5 separate regions of the Homo sapiens genome follow, and all the other regions are linked to region 3. The links are chromatin contacts, found by Hi-C or POLR2A ChIA-PET in ENCODE. All regions are on one chromosome and are shown on one strand. The core of a region is the stretch at or near the end of the contact, and the rest is flanking DNA. Distances in the headings are between cores, read along the strand shown. Region 1 overlaps MSI2 (musashi RNA binding protein 2). Region 2 overlaps MSI2 (musashi RNA binding protein 2). Region 3 overlaps MSI2 (musashi RNA binding protein 2). Region 4 overlaps MSI2 (musashi RNA binding protein 2). Region 5 overlaps MSI2 (musashi RNA binding protein 2).

The links. A loop is a pair of places that touch in the nucleus more often than their neighbours do. ChIA-PET counts read pairs that join two places held with the same protein, here RNA polymerase II (POLR2A). Pooled maps may share reads with other maps.
Region 1: a pooled map shows a loop between it and region 3 (2.6-fold over the local background). The contact joins two enhancer-like sites. A Hi-C loop is called at or near these places in 2 of 50 pooled maps. POLR2A ChIA-PET finds 5 or more read pairs at or near these places in 4 of 52 experiments (A673, AG04449, T-cell and 1 more).
Region 2: a loop to region 3 is called in a pooled map, with 8 times the contacts of the local background. The contact joins two enhancer-like sites. A Hi-C loop is called at or near these places in 1 of 37 single-sample maps with no recorded cell type and 8 of 50 pooled maps. POLR2A ChIA-PET finds 5 or more read pairs at or near these places in 4 of 52 experiments (CD8-positive, alpha-beta T cell, GM12878, activated T-cell and 1 more).
Region 4: a map of CD4-positive, alpha-beta T cell shows a loop between it and region 3 (2.7-fold over the local background). The contact joins two enhancer-like sites. A Hi-C loop is called at or near these places in 5 of 168 maps with a recorded cell type or tissue (CD4-positive, alpha-beta T cell, CD8-positive, alpha-beta T cell, gastrocnemius medialis and 2 more), 1 of 37 single-sample maps with no recorded cell type and 12 of 50 pooled maps. POLR2A ChIA-PET finds 5 or more read pairs at or near these places in 6 of 52 experiments (A549, GM10248, IMR-90 and 2 more).
Region 5: a loop to region 3 is called in a pooled map, with 2.4 times the contacts of the local background. The contact joins two enhancer-like sites. A Hi-C loop is called at or near these places in 1 of 168 maps with a recorded cell type or tissue (uterus) and 3 of 50 pooled maps. POLR2A ChIA-PET finds 5 or more read pairs at or near these places in 4 of 52 experiments (A549, Caco-2, IMR-90 and 1 more).

What each region holds. Positions count from the first base shown.
Region 1 is chr17:57,536,411-57,539,288 of GRCh38, forward strand. All of the region lies in intron 7 of MSI2 (musashi RNA binding protein 2), which reads left to right. Among named protein-coding and RNA genes, the nearest start is that of MSI2-AS1, 71 kb to the right of the region's middle. Within about 2 kb of position 1,304, at least 2 of the 41 ENCODE cell types and tissues checked have a DNase peak (open chromatin) inside an H3K27ac peak, as active enhancers do.
Region 2 is chr17:57,462,254-57,464,953 of GRCh38, forward strand. The region is part of intron 6 of MSI2 (musashi RNA binding protein 2); the gene reads left to right. Among named protein-coding and RNA genes, the nearest start is that of MSI2-AS1, 140 kb to the right of the region's middle. RefSeq lists enhancers at 1-12, 949-1,268, 1,369-1,448 and a silencer at 775-1,069. Within about 2 kb of position 1,263, at least 2 of the 41 ENCODE cell types and tissues checked have a DNase peak (open chromatin) inside an H3K27ac peak, as active enhancers do; they include GM12878, where a contact is called at or near this core.
Region 3 is chr17:57,284,048-57,286,747 of GRCh38, forward strand. The region is part of intron 5 of MSI2 (musashi RNA binding protein 2); the gene reads left to right. Among named protein-coding and RNA genes, the nearest start is that of MSI2, 29 kb to the left of the region's middle. RefSeq lists an enhancer at 791-1,060. Within about 2 kb of position 1,369, at least 10 of the 41 ENCODE cell types and tissues checked have a DNase peak (open chromatin) inside an H3K27ac peak, as active enhancers do; they include GM12878, where a contact is called at or near this core.
Region 4 is chr17:57,439,233-57,442,096 of GRCh38, forward strand. All of the region lies in intron 6 of MSI2 (musashi RNA binding protein 2), which reads left to right. Among named protein-coding and RNA genes, the nearest start is that of MSI2-AS1, 170 kb to the right of the region's middle. RefSeq lists a silencer at 1,497-1,556 and an enhancer at 1,967-2,026. Within about 2 kb of position 1,384, at least 24 of the 41 ENCODE cell types and tissues checked have a DNase peak (open chromatin) inside an H3K27ac peak, as active enhancers do.
Region 5 is chr17:57,421,446-57,424,145 of GRCh38, forward strand. All of the region lies in intron 6 of MSI2 (musashi RNA binding protein 2), which reads left to right. Among named protein-coding and RNA genes, the nearest start is that of MSI2, 170 kb to the left of the region's middle. RefSeq lists an enhancer at 1,320-1,499 and a silencer at 1,349-1,549. Within about 2 kb of position 1,451, at least 10 of the 41 ENCODE cell types and tissues checked have a DNase peak (open chromatin) inside an H3K27ac peak, as active enhancers do.

The DNA.
Region 1 (2,878 bases), core at 54-2,553, 250 kb after region 3:
ACAGCTGGTGATGACACTTTTGCTGATGTGACAGGAGGGCAGCCTGCAAAAGATTGGCTCCCACGCTGCCCTCGTTTGGGGTCTGGAGCAGGATTTGCTGCCTGTCTTCCCTGCTGGCATTTTACCGGTAGTATTTTCCCCACCTCTCAAATCTGCTCTTATCTTTTCACTAATTGTTGATGGTGTTAAGTATCCATCAAATCCTCTCCCAAGTCTGAGATGTGTTAAGGGGTTTATTGGAAGCCTGTAAACCAACAGTTGGTCACTATTGGTATTGATCCTAATTCTGCACCAGGATTAGAAACCACTTGACAAGAAAGCGGACAGTCTGTCATAGACCACCACCAACAGCCAGGGTTCCTGGCCTCCCAGAGCTTTCAGTTTAGTCCGTAGTGTGATGTAACATGCCAGCTGGGTTCTCTTAGGTAAGTTCAGGGTCCTAGATGGGGTTAGGTGAAAATCCAGTTCTCTTTCCAGAGTGGACCATTGTTGGGTGGCAGAGGGTGGGGCGGTGGGCAACTGTTTAAGAAAGACATTGACCAACAGGAATCTGGGAGAGAATGGTGAGAATGGGGTAGAAACTCAATATGATTGAGTCCAAGAGGTCTTGAGGGGAGTGGAGAGCTGTGATGTGGTCATTCATTGCAGCCTTTGGGTACTTGAAGAGTTTCCATTGGAAAAGAGTTCTGTGTAGCCTCAATGTTGGGCACACTTGAGTTAGAACAAGGAAGAATCGCCTAGTCCAACAGTGGCAATAAGAGGACAGCCATTGCCCCTCTGCCAGATTCTCAGAACCCAAGGTTCTGTGCCTCCAGTGGGCTCATTCTAAAGCTGGGACTGTGTGAGGGGGTGGGCATGCTGCGTGCCCACCGTGAGGGGCACACCCGCCTCTTCACTGCCTTGCAGGGCTGTATCCCCAGGCCCTGTAACCTTGCAGCGATGGAGGGCAAAGGAGGGGGTGGGATAAAGAGTCAGCCCACCCTTTGCCATCTTTCAGAGACCAGCCCCGGAGCTGTCTGCACATTTTATTTTCTCGTTAAATAAACACCATTAGCCTTCCTGAGAAATTGGTGCAAACATGACCTCGCAAATAACCAATTAAAAGGGTAGGGTTGAAGGGGAATGTGAATTTGAAAACATGTAGAGGAGGCCATTAAGGATTCCTGTAGAATCTGGCAACATCGATCCAAGACCTTAATTTTATTTCTGACAGGAAAGCAAGGAGTGTGCTTTCATTTTTTTCCCCCGAGTTAACTCAATTCCGGAAGCGCCCATTCCGGCGCTGTCTCTTGAGATATTAATCAACACAGTAGCTTGGTTTCTGTTCACCTGCTCTTCTTTGGAGACACGGAGTAATACAAAGCCCTCAACTTCCTAGCAACAGGGCTGGGGGACAGGGTGCCCGGGGCAAGAGGGAGCTTGCAAAGCCAGGGGGAGTTTGGTACCCAGGATGAGCTGCACTTTTTTAGCCAAAATACAAATCTTAAACTTCTTTCCTTTGGAATAAAAGCCCTGGCACCAAAAGGGTGGTGACCTAATAGGTCTTCCTGCCTCCCCCTGCTGTGGCCCACGGAAGCAGAAAGGGAGTGGGCTCAGGGTCAGCAACTTCACTGACCCAGAAGTGGTTTTTTTGTAGAGAGGGACAATGAATCTTTTGTTTGGTCCTGTTCCCATAGAGGCCCAGGCTCTGACTCTCACAACATGGTTTAAGATCTCGGTGAGGGCAGAGTGTGGAGATCTGAAGAGAAAGGAGCTTTTAGCATGGCAGCTTGATTAAAAGCACCCCCTTTCTTAGCATCACGGCACTGCCAGTGGCCGGAGAGGGCTGGGCCAGGGGTCGCCGCAAGCCCTGGGTGGCTGCCTCCCCGTTGGGACTTAAGGTTCCTAGAGGGGTCCCGGTTATTATGCACCTCTGGACTTCAGCCTCTGTTTTCAGTTTGTGGATCAGAGGGTGTACGCTATCCCATCTGTATCTGTATATCAGCATGGTATGCTGCAAAGAGCTTGAGTTTTAGAGTTGGTCATACTCGGTTTCAGATCCCAGCTTTCCCTTGGGCGTGATCTCAGGCAAGTTACAAGATGTTTTACTCCCTTGTGAAGGTAACACACCCGCTCTGTAAGAGTTAAATGATTCCGCTTGCGAGGTGCCCACTCCCCACTCCCCGCAAGTGGAGAGTGCGGGGCAGCCTGGTTTCTTCCCCCTTCCTCCTTAAGTGAAACCACCTGCTTAACTTCTTTAGGCAAACAAACTAAAATCTGTGTTTGAGTTTTGGGGACCCTAGTCTTGAAAAATAAAACCCTTTCGTGGTTGTTTTTTCCTCTGCTTTGCACACACACATATGCTTGCATGTGCATGGAATATCTTTGAAAGGATGCCTGCAAAATCGGTAACAAGGAGTTAGAACTGCATATTGGTTAAGATCACATGCTCTGAAGTGAGACAAATCTAAGCTCTGGGACTTAATAGCTGTGTGACCTTGGGCAACTTACTTATCTTCTCTGCAACTCAGATTCCTTATCTGTAAAATAGGACATTGGGTTAGCCTGAAGCTTACGTCATTTAATGAGTATAAAGGGTTTGGAACAGTCTCTGCCCATACTAAACACTCAAATATGTTTTATGCACACGTGCATATCATATGCAGATGTACATACATTAAAAACATACATACATAAAAAAGTGTTTGCTCCTTTTTTATGGGGAAGAGAATTAAGCAACCTGAGATACAGAGACGGAGGGAATCTTTTTATTATATACTCATTTACTTTTTGAATTTTTTTTTTTTTTTTGAGACGGAGTCTGGCTCTGTTGCCCAGGCTGGAGTGCAGTGGCGCAATCTTGGCTCGCTGCAATACTTTTTGAATTTTTGTACCTTAT
Region 2 (2,700 bases), core at 13-2,512, 180 kb after region 3:
TCTCCGACTTTCTCTTGCTCTGTGTCTCTCTGGTGCCACCTCACCTGCCTGGCCCTTCATGGTTCACCTTACTGTGTGGGTCCCAGCCATCCACCAGAGATGGACAGGTGCCTCCTGGGCTGCCAGCCCCTGCCAGGACTCCTTTCTTTGCCTTTCCAGAGGTGGGTGTTGTGCCCACGTGACCCCAGACATCTCACCTTGCAGCTTCTAGATTCCCCTGCCCTTCTCTGACAAAACTTTTCTTCTGGAACATTGACTAACTCCTCTGTGTAGGCTGCAGTTCCCAGCAGGGGTTTATGAGTGTGGACAAGAAAAAGGGTATATCTATGTGAGTCTGCATACTTGGAGAATTTCCTTCTATCGATCAAAAAATATTCCAGCACAGAGCAGGACATTCTCCTGAATAAGCCTTATCACTTAAAGCATTTCCTCCTCAAAGGCAATCCATTTAGGTGAAGTGCAGAGACAACTGAGTTGAAATTCATCAAGAGGGGAATGTTGGCCCCCAAAGCATTATGGGCCATTAAGTCTGTAATGTGGCAGAGGCCTCTGGATAGCCAGAGTTCCTTCCTTCCTGGTGAATTGCAAGGGCTGCTGTGCCGGCACCTTCCTGTTATAGTCTCTGTCATACACACAAGCACTCAGACATTCTCCTGGTGTTTCCCTCTTCCTTGGGCACCTGTGTCCATAACGGAGGATGGTGATAGCTGGGAGACTCCCGCTTGGATGTCAGTGGAGGCCATGGGGCCCCTTCCACCACAGGTCTCAGGATTAAGGAGCTGCAGTTTTCATCGCAACGAGTGCCCCTTTCCCTGCTTATAGCTTGGAGGACGCTAGTCCTGGGCTCTGGGAGGGATATAGATAGATACCTGTGTCCCTCTGCCCTCTCCCTTCTGCTAGGACCCCGGCCTGCTCAGTTTGCCAAGGGTGGCTTGTTTTCCGTCTGGAGTGTCAAGCCTGCATTGAGAGGGAAGGCGTGGGGCTGGACCTTCCAGCATTGTGTATGTAGGAGTGGGGGTGGTGGGCAGGGTGAGTAGGACCTTTGTCTGACTAGGACCAATAGTTTTGAAATGACTTGAAAAAAATTTGATCTTGGGGAATTTCCAGCATGAGTAAAACCTAGAGACTTCTCAGAGTTTTGAGAAAGCCACCCCCTGTCAAGCCAGTCACCGCTTCTGTCTCTACAGCCTCCCTCCCCATGGCCCCACTGAGACTGCCTCCTGTCCAGGCCCTAGTCACCCACCCACTAAGGCTTTGCCCCGCCCTCCCAGCTGGCTGGGTCTCCTCCCCAACAGCCCGGGGCTTCTTCTGCCTCCCCATGAGCACTGCCTTCACATGGGGGTGCCTCCATCAGAATCTCCGGGGTGTTCTCATACCTGGCCTTCCAGACCCTTCCCTGTCCAGTCCAATCACAACCTCAGCTTCATCCATTCAGCAGTGTGAACCCACTGCTCCAGCCCCCTGCTCTGCCCCTGGCCCTGGACAGCACATCTGCTGTGCCCAGTCCAGAGCACTCCCCCTCTCTAAATAGTTGAGACCTACCCTCCAACACCAGTTCTGTGCATTCATTCTCTATATTATCCAACCAGCATCGCCCTCTTCTTTGTCATTTGTTCGACACTTTCTGGATCCTTAGACTGGAACACTTCAGACTGAAGAGTTTACCTGAATTTTGTCACCCCTAAAGTGTCTCCACCTTGTCTACTTTCACATGTAGTTTGGTTCAGTTTAATGAACGTGTGTGTGTGTGTGTGTGTGTGTGTGTGTATGTGTGTGTGTGTGTGTGTTTTCAAGAATATTTTCTGGACTCACAGTGGTTCTGTCTCCTTGGTTGATATTTTGGGAGATGAGGTGGGGAGTTGAGGAAGGAAGGAAGGAAAGAAGTGACCTGGAGGTAGAAAAAGAGTTGGCCAGGGCAGTGGCTCACGCTTGTAATTCCGGCACTTCGGGAGGCTGAGGCAGATGGATCACTTGAGCCCAGGAGTTTGGGGCCAGCCTGAGCAACATGGCAAAACCCTATCTCTACAGAAAAAAACAAAAATTAGTCAGGCGTGGTGGCACGTGCCTATAGTCCCAGCTACTCAGGAGGCTGAGGCAGGAGGATCACTTGAGCCTGGGAGGTCAAGGCTGCAGTGAGCCATGATTGTGCCACTGCACTCCAGCCTGGGCAACGGAGCAAGACCCTATTTCAAAAAACAAAAAGGAAAAGCAGAGGTGTCTTAGAAGCAGAAGTGGATAGGCCACCTTTCTGGAAGGGTCTGGACAGATCTCAAGTAGGGGGTCAGATTGGGGAGAACATGGTTAGATCCATTTCTCTGAGGATGGCTGCAAGCAAGAAGACTGCTGCCTCGTTACGGGGTGTGGGTGTGGGCCAGCCTCTTCAGCTGGAAGGAGGAGATGGGGAGAGGCAGGGCATCCTCCCACGCTGCTGCCCCTTGGGACACTCTTTGGAAGCCTGAGAGTTCCTGGTAGGCCACTCTGTTCCTGTCCCTTCCTCTTTTCTCTGAGATTGGTCCAGTAGGCAGCCTGCAGAGCCTCTGGCTTCAGCTTGGCCAGAAGACGTCTGACCTTACCAAAAAGTCCTTGGTTCTGAGTTGAAAACGGTCCGTCTCCATCGTCAGATATGACAGAGCCCCATGAGCGGTGCCCACCTGGCATGAGATACTGTCGTGAAAGCCTGCACTAGCCTCCCTGTTAAGT
Region 3 (2,700 bases), core at 119-2,618:
GCCCATTGCTCTGATTTTCTGGATCGACACAGCCCCAGATTTATTTTCCTTTTTAATTCTCAAAAGGGGCCCGCTGAGTTGAGCATTGCCCAAGTATTGGTTTCTTTTCATCCCTGTTGAATTTTTTCCCTTCTTTAATGAAAGAGTTGGATTGGCTGTGCTGGGCCCTCCACCCGGTCATGGTAGTCCTGGTGACGCCTGGCTGCAGGGTTTCGAAGGTGGCCCTCATTTCAGCTGTCCTTGAGGCTCACTCCTGTGTTCCCCCTGCCCCTGCCATCCACCCCGCACCCGCCACCCCGAAACGTTTGTAGTACAGCTGCTGGCCTAGAACTCGAACTGATGTGTCTCTCACTCCAAACAAAAAATAAATCTGTGTGCTTTATGTATGTGTTTTAGAGGTGTGCCTGTGTGTTTTTTCTCTTGACAAGCTCATTCCCTACAGCTGTGCAGTCACAGCCCACTTTGAAATCTGCAGCATATATATATTTTTAAGTGAATAAGTACGAAGAGATGGGAAGATGTGGTTTGACTGTAATCCCACGTAAAACACTCTGACCCCAATTTTTAAAAAAGTATTTCATTAAAATGTTGTAGGAGACTATTACTGAGAAGAAGAAAGTTTCTAAGTTGATGGGACTCTTGTGTCTCCTAGTGTAGAGTTGATTTTGTTTTTTGGGGTCACCATGGAGATGAGAAGCATGGGGCTTCATGGCGTCATCTGCCCCCATTGGGGGAGGGCTTGTTGGCACAGGTCACCTCTGGATCAACCTCAGCCTCATCTGCTGGGGATGGGAGAAGCTCAAGTTGGCCAGGGGTTTACCCTATGCCCTCCTCAACCAGAATTAAAATGACCTTTTTTTTTTTTTTGCCTTCGAAGACAACATTGGTAACAATTTATTGAAACTATGGAGCTTAGCAGTGATCAGTTTTTGGATTTTCTCTTTCTTCAACCCCTCCCCTTTCTGGAAGACTTGTAGGAGGATAGGGGAGGTTTTTCTGTGCATAGATTGGCGTCGGTTTCTTAGAAGTTTCTTCTTTTCACCTTAAAAAAAATTGTTTGCATCCTTCCCCTTAGATAAGGAACCGTCAACATCCTTGTTAGAGCCCAGTGCGGAGGGGACCCTGAGGCACATACTGTTTTCAAGGTTAGATAGCAACAAACTTTCAGAGTAGCCGGAGTTTCAGGGGAGGGAGGGTTCTTTGGGTTCAAGGTTACCCATTTTTCCCCTGCTAGGAAGAAAGCCTTTTTGTTTTCTTTTGCCGACTTCTTCCAATAGCTTAGAGCAAATAGATTAGCAACCCAGCAGAAACCAAACCAAGGAACAAATAAAGGGGAAGTTTGCAGAGGGCCCTTGGCTGGGGGCTGGCTGCTGCTGAGGAGGCCAACTTGCGGTTTTCCATTTTCACGGTGAACCGCATTGTCTCAGCGTTCGCTGGTATTCACAAAATCAGAAAGAAAGGAAGGTGGTGGTGGGAGGGCGCACTTTTCAGGAGAGGCTGGGGTGTGGGGAAAGTATGCCCAGCTGCATGTTATTAGCAGCCTTCAAATAAAGTTTGTGGAAGGTTCCGGCCCCCACAGTCATGCCTGGGAAGCTTCTGTGTTCTTAGTAGGTGTTTTGAATTCTGTGGGATGGAACTGAATGTTTAAAAACAGTTACAGGAACGTCTCCCCAAGTAGGTATTCCTGAGAATTTCTGTGTACATGGAACTCTATTTTCTTAGCAAGCATCATTATATTTTTAGAAATGTTTTCTTTTCTCCTTGCCCGTCAGTTAGCCAAGCCTCCTACCACTCACTTTCTGTTGTGTAGTTCTGATTTTCCGAACAGGTGTTTAGATGATGAGGGGTTATATTAAGAAAGTACTAAAGAATACGTCTTATCACGTGAATCAGTATCTTTTTATTCAACATGGATGGAGTGGGAGTGGAGACCAATCTGTTTTATATTCCTGCAATCTGATGAGGGTAAGAAAAAGTTCATGCTGTTCATATTAGCTAGCCAGCCTCTTTCTGTCTTTCCCTCCCTTCCTTCTTTCTTCTTTATTTTTTCTTTCTTTCTTTTGTCTAATACCTAATTCCTTATCTCATTTTTGGGATTTTGAGAGAATAATTTTCATGTGGGGCGACAGAACTAGTGGTTGTAGTTTCACTTGTTTTTTTGACATTAAGGAAACAACAAATAGTCTTTTTTTTTTTTTCCTCAGACTGAGCACACATTTTAAGTGTTTTAGGGGGAAGCTCTGAAGGCAGTTTGTGGTGATTTTTAAAAAAATGTTTTTAAAGCTTTAGTCTCTCCTGGAAGCTTTGTGTGTCCCTGCATTTTCCTCGACGGTCGCTAATAAGAACTGCTGGTCTAAATCAGTGTCTCTGAGAGTCATTGATTCACTAATTGCTCATCATCGAGTCCTGGCTTCCCCCTCCTGCTGAGAGCACTTTTGTTTTCTGCTATTCTGCAAGGACTTGGACAGATTTCTGGAGTGTTTAAGAGGTAACCAATAAAAGAGTTTGGCGTGCCCCTGTTGGTAATTGTGCTTCTCGGAGGTGACCACGTCATTGGTATCCGGGCTCCATAAACAAGGGGCTGCCTTACCAGTGACCTTTCCCGCCTAAAACCGAAGGCCCCAAGGTCGCTTGTCTGATGGAGAATGTATTTCCCGGCTCACTGTGAGCCTCGACTTAATTTGTTCCTTTCCTAAGGCA
Region 4 (2,864 bases), core at 134-2,633, 160 kb after region 3:
TGCTCAGATCAAGCCTATGTGATTCATGGGATTTTACAGGTTGGAGGCTGAGAGGTATTTGTAGGTCTGGATGAGGATTTGCACTCAACCTGGTTGTGGCATGTCGTAGTCAAACTATGGCCTCACCTGATTTAGAGGACGAGGAGGACTCTGCAGAAAGCACTTCCTTGGCTGTTGGTAGAGATTAGATATTTGCGGGCAGAGAGTTGGGTCAACCCAAGCCTTCATCAACATCCCACAGGGACCTCCCTTGAGGTGACTTTCATTCATTAGATGGAGGATGGCATTGCAGGTCCTGTGCCAGGCACTGGGGAGATAGGCTTTGTCTTTTTTTTTTTTTTTTTGGTGGCATCTCTCGCTCTGTCGCTCAGGCTGGAGTGCAGTGGCACGATCTTGGCTCACTGCAACCTCTGCCTCCCGGGTTCAAGTGATTCTCCTGCCTCAGCCTCCTGAGTAGCTGGGATTACAGGCGTGCGCCACCTTGCCCAACTAATTTTTTGTATTTTTAGTAGAGAAGGAGCTCACAGCATAGTAGAAGGCTCAGACTTTGGACTATTTCCTAAGAATCTGATAAGTGAATACATTTCCAGGATTCTTAGCGGATGGCCCGAAGTCTTGGGATAGTGTGTGAGGGCCAGAGGGGAAAATTGAAACAATGAAGAGAATTGAGAAATTCCTCATTGGAAACTTCTGTCTGTGATGCTTGGGGTGGGATAAGAGGGGGGGTCTGTTCTAGCTAAGATTCAATACCAATGGTTATCTCTTTGATTATAGCTTAGGGTGAGGCTGAGTGATCTATCTCCACTGTTTGGTCTCCCCAGAGTTAGCTGTTTATTTCAAACCACCAGTCACTTGTGGTGTTTTGACCTAGAAGCCATGCAAGGCAGTTTGAACTGTGCTTGAAAGGGTGGGGAGGCAGGGCTTGTTCTGAACTGTGAGCTGAGGAGGCAGCGATGGGTGCCCTGTGCTCTAATAGAGGTCTGAGAAGTGAACTGGGTGGCCAGCTGGGTCTGCCTGCTGAGAGCTTGCTGGGGCACAGGAAGCCGTGCCCCTCATTCCCTTTGAAATAGCTTTGTGTTTGTCATTCTTGTGACTTGGATACCCTTTTGGACCCCGTATCTGTGGGCTTAGCATCAGTCAGATGCTGTTTATCAGACAGTCTTACCTGGGGTTTGTTATCCGTGTGTGTGTGTGTGTGTGTGTGTGTGTGTGTGTGTGTGTGTGTGTGTGTGTGTAGCGTGGCTGGGTCAGACTGGATTCCTTGTTGAGCATCTAGCTAAAAGAGGTTAAGAGGAGGCTCATATACTGCTGAAGGCCAGAGGGCTTTGCTGAACGCTGGTCATCTTAAAAACGAGCTGGGCTATTTATAATTTGGCAGGCTGCCATGGGACTTGAATGAATGGCAGTCTGTGCAGGCTCACATACTCTGTGTACTGAGTCTGAGCGTGGGTTTGTTCATTTATGTGCCCCTGTGCATGGGTGTGGATGTGATTTCCTGGCGTGCAGGGTAAGGACTGAGGAGGTGGGGAAGCAGGTTTTGCCCTGGTCCTCTGGTCCGCCAAGAGGCCACAGGTACCCTTATTTATGCCTGGGATGTTGGTGTTTCTGGTATTTTAAGCCACAGAAACGTTTGAGGGAGTAGACCTGGACTATCTCTTTTTACTCCTGAGGAAACTAGGCCAGAGGGGTTCCCTTGGGCTCAGAGGAGGCCTCGGGTCAGGGGCCATCCCGGGTGGGAGCTGTAGCTCTGGCCAGCTTGCTCCTGTCAACACTGCCCCCTGCCGCTCTCCCAGGGCTGCAGGGACCTGGTCGTGCTGGAGACGGATGTTTTCAGGCAGCGCTTTGTAGGAGGCAGTGACGCTGGTAACCCACTAATGTGAGGATGAAGTCTTTGTATTCTGTTTCCATTGACGGGGACGGGTTTGCAGAACCACCCACACCCTTGCCTGGGCCTGGTGACTCATGAGGACAAGATGGCTGACCAAGGAGAGGGAGAGGTTCCACTCCCTCCAAGGCCCAGGGCTGACTCTTTTTCATGCATTTGGTGCTAAATTGCTGCCCTGAGGCTCTTGAATAGCTTGTATGAACTCTGGTCCACCCCTCTTGCCTCTCCTAAATCCCTTGGGAGGTGTCCCCATGCCCTACACACTGCCTGCTCTGTCACCTCACCACCCTGCAACCAGCTGGGCTGGCTGGTTTTCACTGCTGGGAGGTAGATTTTTTTTCAAGAAGTATGAAAGTATCATTGGCATATAGACAGACCTCTGCACTCAGCTGGAACTGGGTTTTGAATCGCAGCTTCAGGACTCAATAATGTTGTAAATCTCTGAACTTCTTGGAGACTTTGTTTTAGGAAGACAGGACCCTATAAGACAAAGTCCCTCTGTGAGGTCCAGCACAGAAGGCATCTCTCACCAGGGTCCCTTTCTTTTCCCTTTTCTCTCAGCCTGATTCTGTGCTTTCTTTCTTCCTTTTCGTTGTTATTTAAACTTATGCATGTAATTTCAGCCTCATAAGGGACATTATGTAGATTAATTGCCATATGGGAAGTACTTAAAGCATGTTGCCTGGCACACAGTAGGTGTGTAGCAATAGTAGTCATTGTTTTAGGCAAAGATGATGCCTGCAGGGGTTTCTTTCATTATTATTTCACTATTTATTTCATAATTGTAGCTTCATGGGGAGGACAGAAGGGTGAAGGGATCTCAGGGAGGCATTCTTCCCTTCACCCTGGAGACCTCCCTTGCTTGGCTGTACATTTAAACTGGCCTCCGCGTGGGTTCATGGTCCTGTACATCAACACAGCTGATTTTTTTTTTTTTTGAGACAGAGTCTTGCTCTGTCTCCAGGCTGGAGTGCAGTGG
Region 5 (2,700 bases), core at 201-2,700, 140 kb after region 3:
AACAGTAAGAGACAAGGCCTGGGAATGTAGAACCTTCTAGACTACTGGTGGACTTCCTCTCTGCCTCTCTCCCTCTGTCCCTCCTCCCCATTCATTCTCCTCCTCCTCCTCCTTCTCCTCAGGCACAGTATACTTTTACTGAGACAAAATAAATAGTCCTGGTGCAGTGGCTCAAGCCTATAATCCCAAGACTTTGGAAGGCCGAGGTGGGGAGGATCGCTTGAGGCCAGAAGTTTGAGACCAGTGTGGGTCACATAGTGAGACCCTATCTGTACAAAAAATGTGCCTGTACTCCTAGCTACATGGGAGGCTAAAGCAGGAGGGTCGCTTGAGCCCAGGAGTTCGAGGCTGCAGTGAGCTATGATTGTACCACTGCACTCCAGCCTGGGCAACAGAGTGAGGCTTCATCTCAAAACCACAAAAATAACAACAAAGCAAAATAAATAGAAATCACACCTTGGTGAAAGGGCATTTGGAGGCCTGTCAGGTAGTTTATGCTGCAGTGTTTGACATTTTGGGCTTTAATTACACAGTGGTTTAATATTTAATACTATCAAATGTTACACAGCTTTACAATTATAGTTCTACATATGAAAATTGAAAGGAACTATCAATCCACTCAAATCGTATTTAGTGATAGTAAATACCAGGTATTTTAAATAATAACTCTCATTAATTGCATCTCCACTGTGTACTAGGTACTACACGAACTGCTTTTATTAGTAGATAAATGGGGCCAGGTGCGGTGGCTCACGCCTGTAATCCTAGCACTTTGGGAGGCTGAGGAGGGCGGATCATGAGATCACGAATTCGAGACCAGCCTGGCCAATATGGTGAAACCCCATCTCTACTAAAAATACAAAAATTATCCGAGCATGATGGCAGGTGCCCGTAGTCTCAGCTACTCAGGAGGCTGAGGCAGAAGAATCACTTGAACCCAGGAGACGGAGGTTGCAGTGAGCTGAGATCGCACCACTGCACTCCAGCCTGGGTGACAGAGTGAGACTCAGCCTCAAAAAAAAAGATAAATGGGTAATTCTTACAGTCTCCCTGTGAGGTAGGTATTCTTTTGTCTTGTCACAGGTGAGGAAAATGAGGGTCCGGGACAGGAAAGTACATGCCCAATGGCACAAAGCTGCCAAGGGACAGAGAGAGCGCTCAGTCCAGGGCTAGCAAACTCCAGACCCATGCTCATTCTCCAGCCATCATTGTCACCGCTAACCCTGCTCGTGGTCTGCTTTGATGTCATGGAAAAATTGGCCCATCTGAGATGTGGCGCATTATATAAATCAGTACAGCGTAAATCACCATCATCACTTGACATTTAAGCCTTTTTTTCATTTTAATTTGGATATTACTTTGTCAAAGATTAGGCAACGTAATTTTGGCAAGGTGTTATTTTTGGCAGTGCACTTACGAATGGGTGAGTCAGCCTGGCTGTGGATGCATCATTGGTGGCAGGGCACCATGGGTTTCTTTCTTTGTCCAGAAATAGACACTGGTCTCTGGACTGGTGACACTTCAGGAGGCTCCAGATGACTGTACTGGGTGCGTGTATAGCAGCCTTCTATGAGGAACTAAAGGGGCCACCTCATCTTGGCCTCTAGATAGGACTCTATTCTTTAATGAGTCCTTCAGATATGTGGGTTCGAGTCCCATAGGGAGAGAAAAAACTTTTCCCAAAAAGTTAAAATAGAGTGATCTTTTGTGATGCATATCAAAATAAAAACCATGGGATGGCTTATGAAAATTAATGGAATTAAATTTCCCAGAAATGGCTAAAAATGTGCAGCTTGCAACCCAGCAGTTTATTAAAGACTTGAGAACATTATCTTCGCCATTCGAGTTAGATTTAAGTATATGCTTTTAACCTGGGCCACACACAGTAATAGAAGAAGCCCGACAGAAATGTAAAGACCTGCTAATTTCCTTTGTGATCTTGGGCCTCGTCTTACTTCTCTGGGCCTTGGCTATCTTTTCTACAAATTTCGGCTTTGTAGACATTGGATGAGATTTCAGATCTCTTCCAGCCCTGTAGCTGCATTCTATTCTGTTGGCCAGCGCCTGCTCATGCCTTTCCACAATTGAAGTGTCTGTTGCGTGGATCACCATCACCATCCTCCTTCTGTTCTGAGCTACATCCCAAGTTGCCCAAAGTCAGGTTAAGTCCAGCATAATTTGCCATTTGTTAAAGTATGCCTGTTGATTTGTCATCTTTCCTTCTTGACTTCCCTCCCTCAGCACAGATCTCTCATGCCAGTAGTCAAATATAAAATTTTTCATACCCACCCAGCGTTTTGCATGGGTTCTTCACTCTCTCCTGCCCGCCCCTCCTCACCAAATGAGTTCTTTCTTTGCGAAGCTGGAGCCAAACCACCAAAATGCCACAAAGACATGTGGCGCAGCTTTTTCCAGTTTTTCTCTTGCGGTAGTTACAATATTATTAAAAATCCATTAAATTTTAATGTACCCTATAAAATATGTGCTCTTGTGAAAGCAAGCACAGATAATTATTTCTGATGAATAAACCAAGAGGACAAGTATGTATGAAGTTCATGCTGCAGCATTCAATTTTTATTATATACATCTCCTGCAGGGGCAATCACTGTGATGTTCCAGCTGGTTGTGTGGAGGGCTGGTTCTTCTCAGAGATCCTTTGGGGCAGCATGAACCCTGAACTCTCCGAATGTTCTCAGAGCT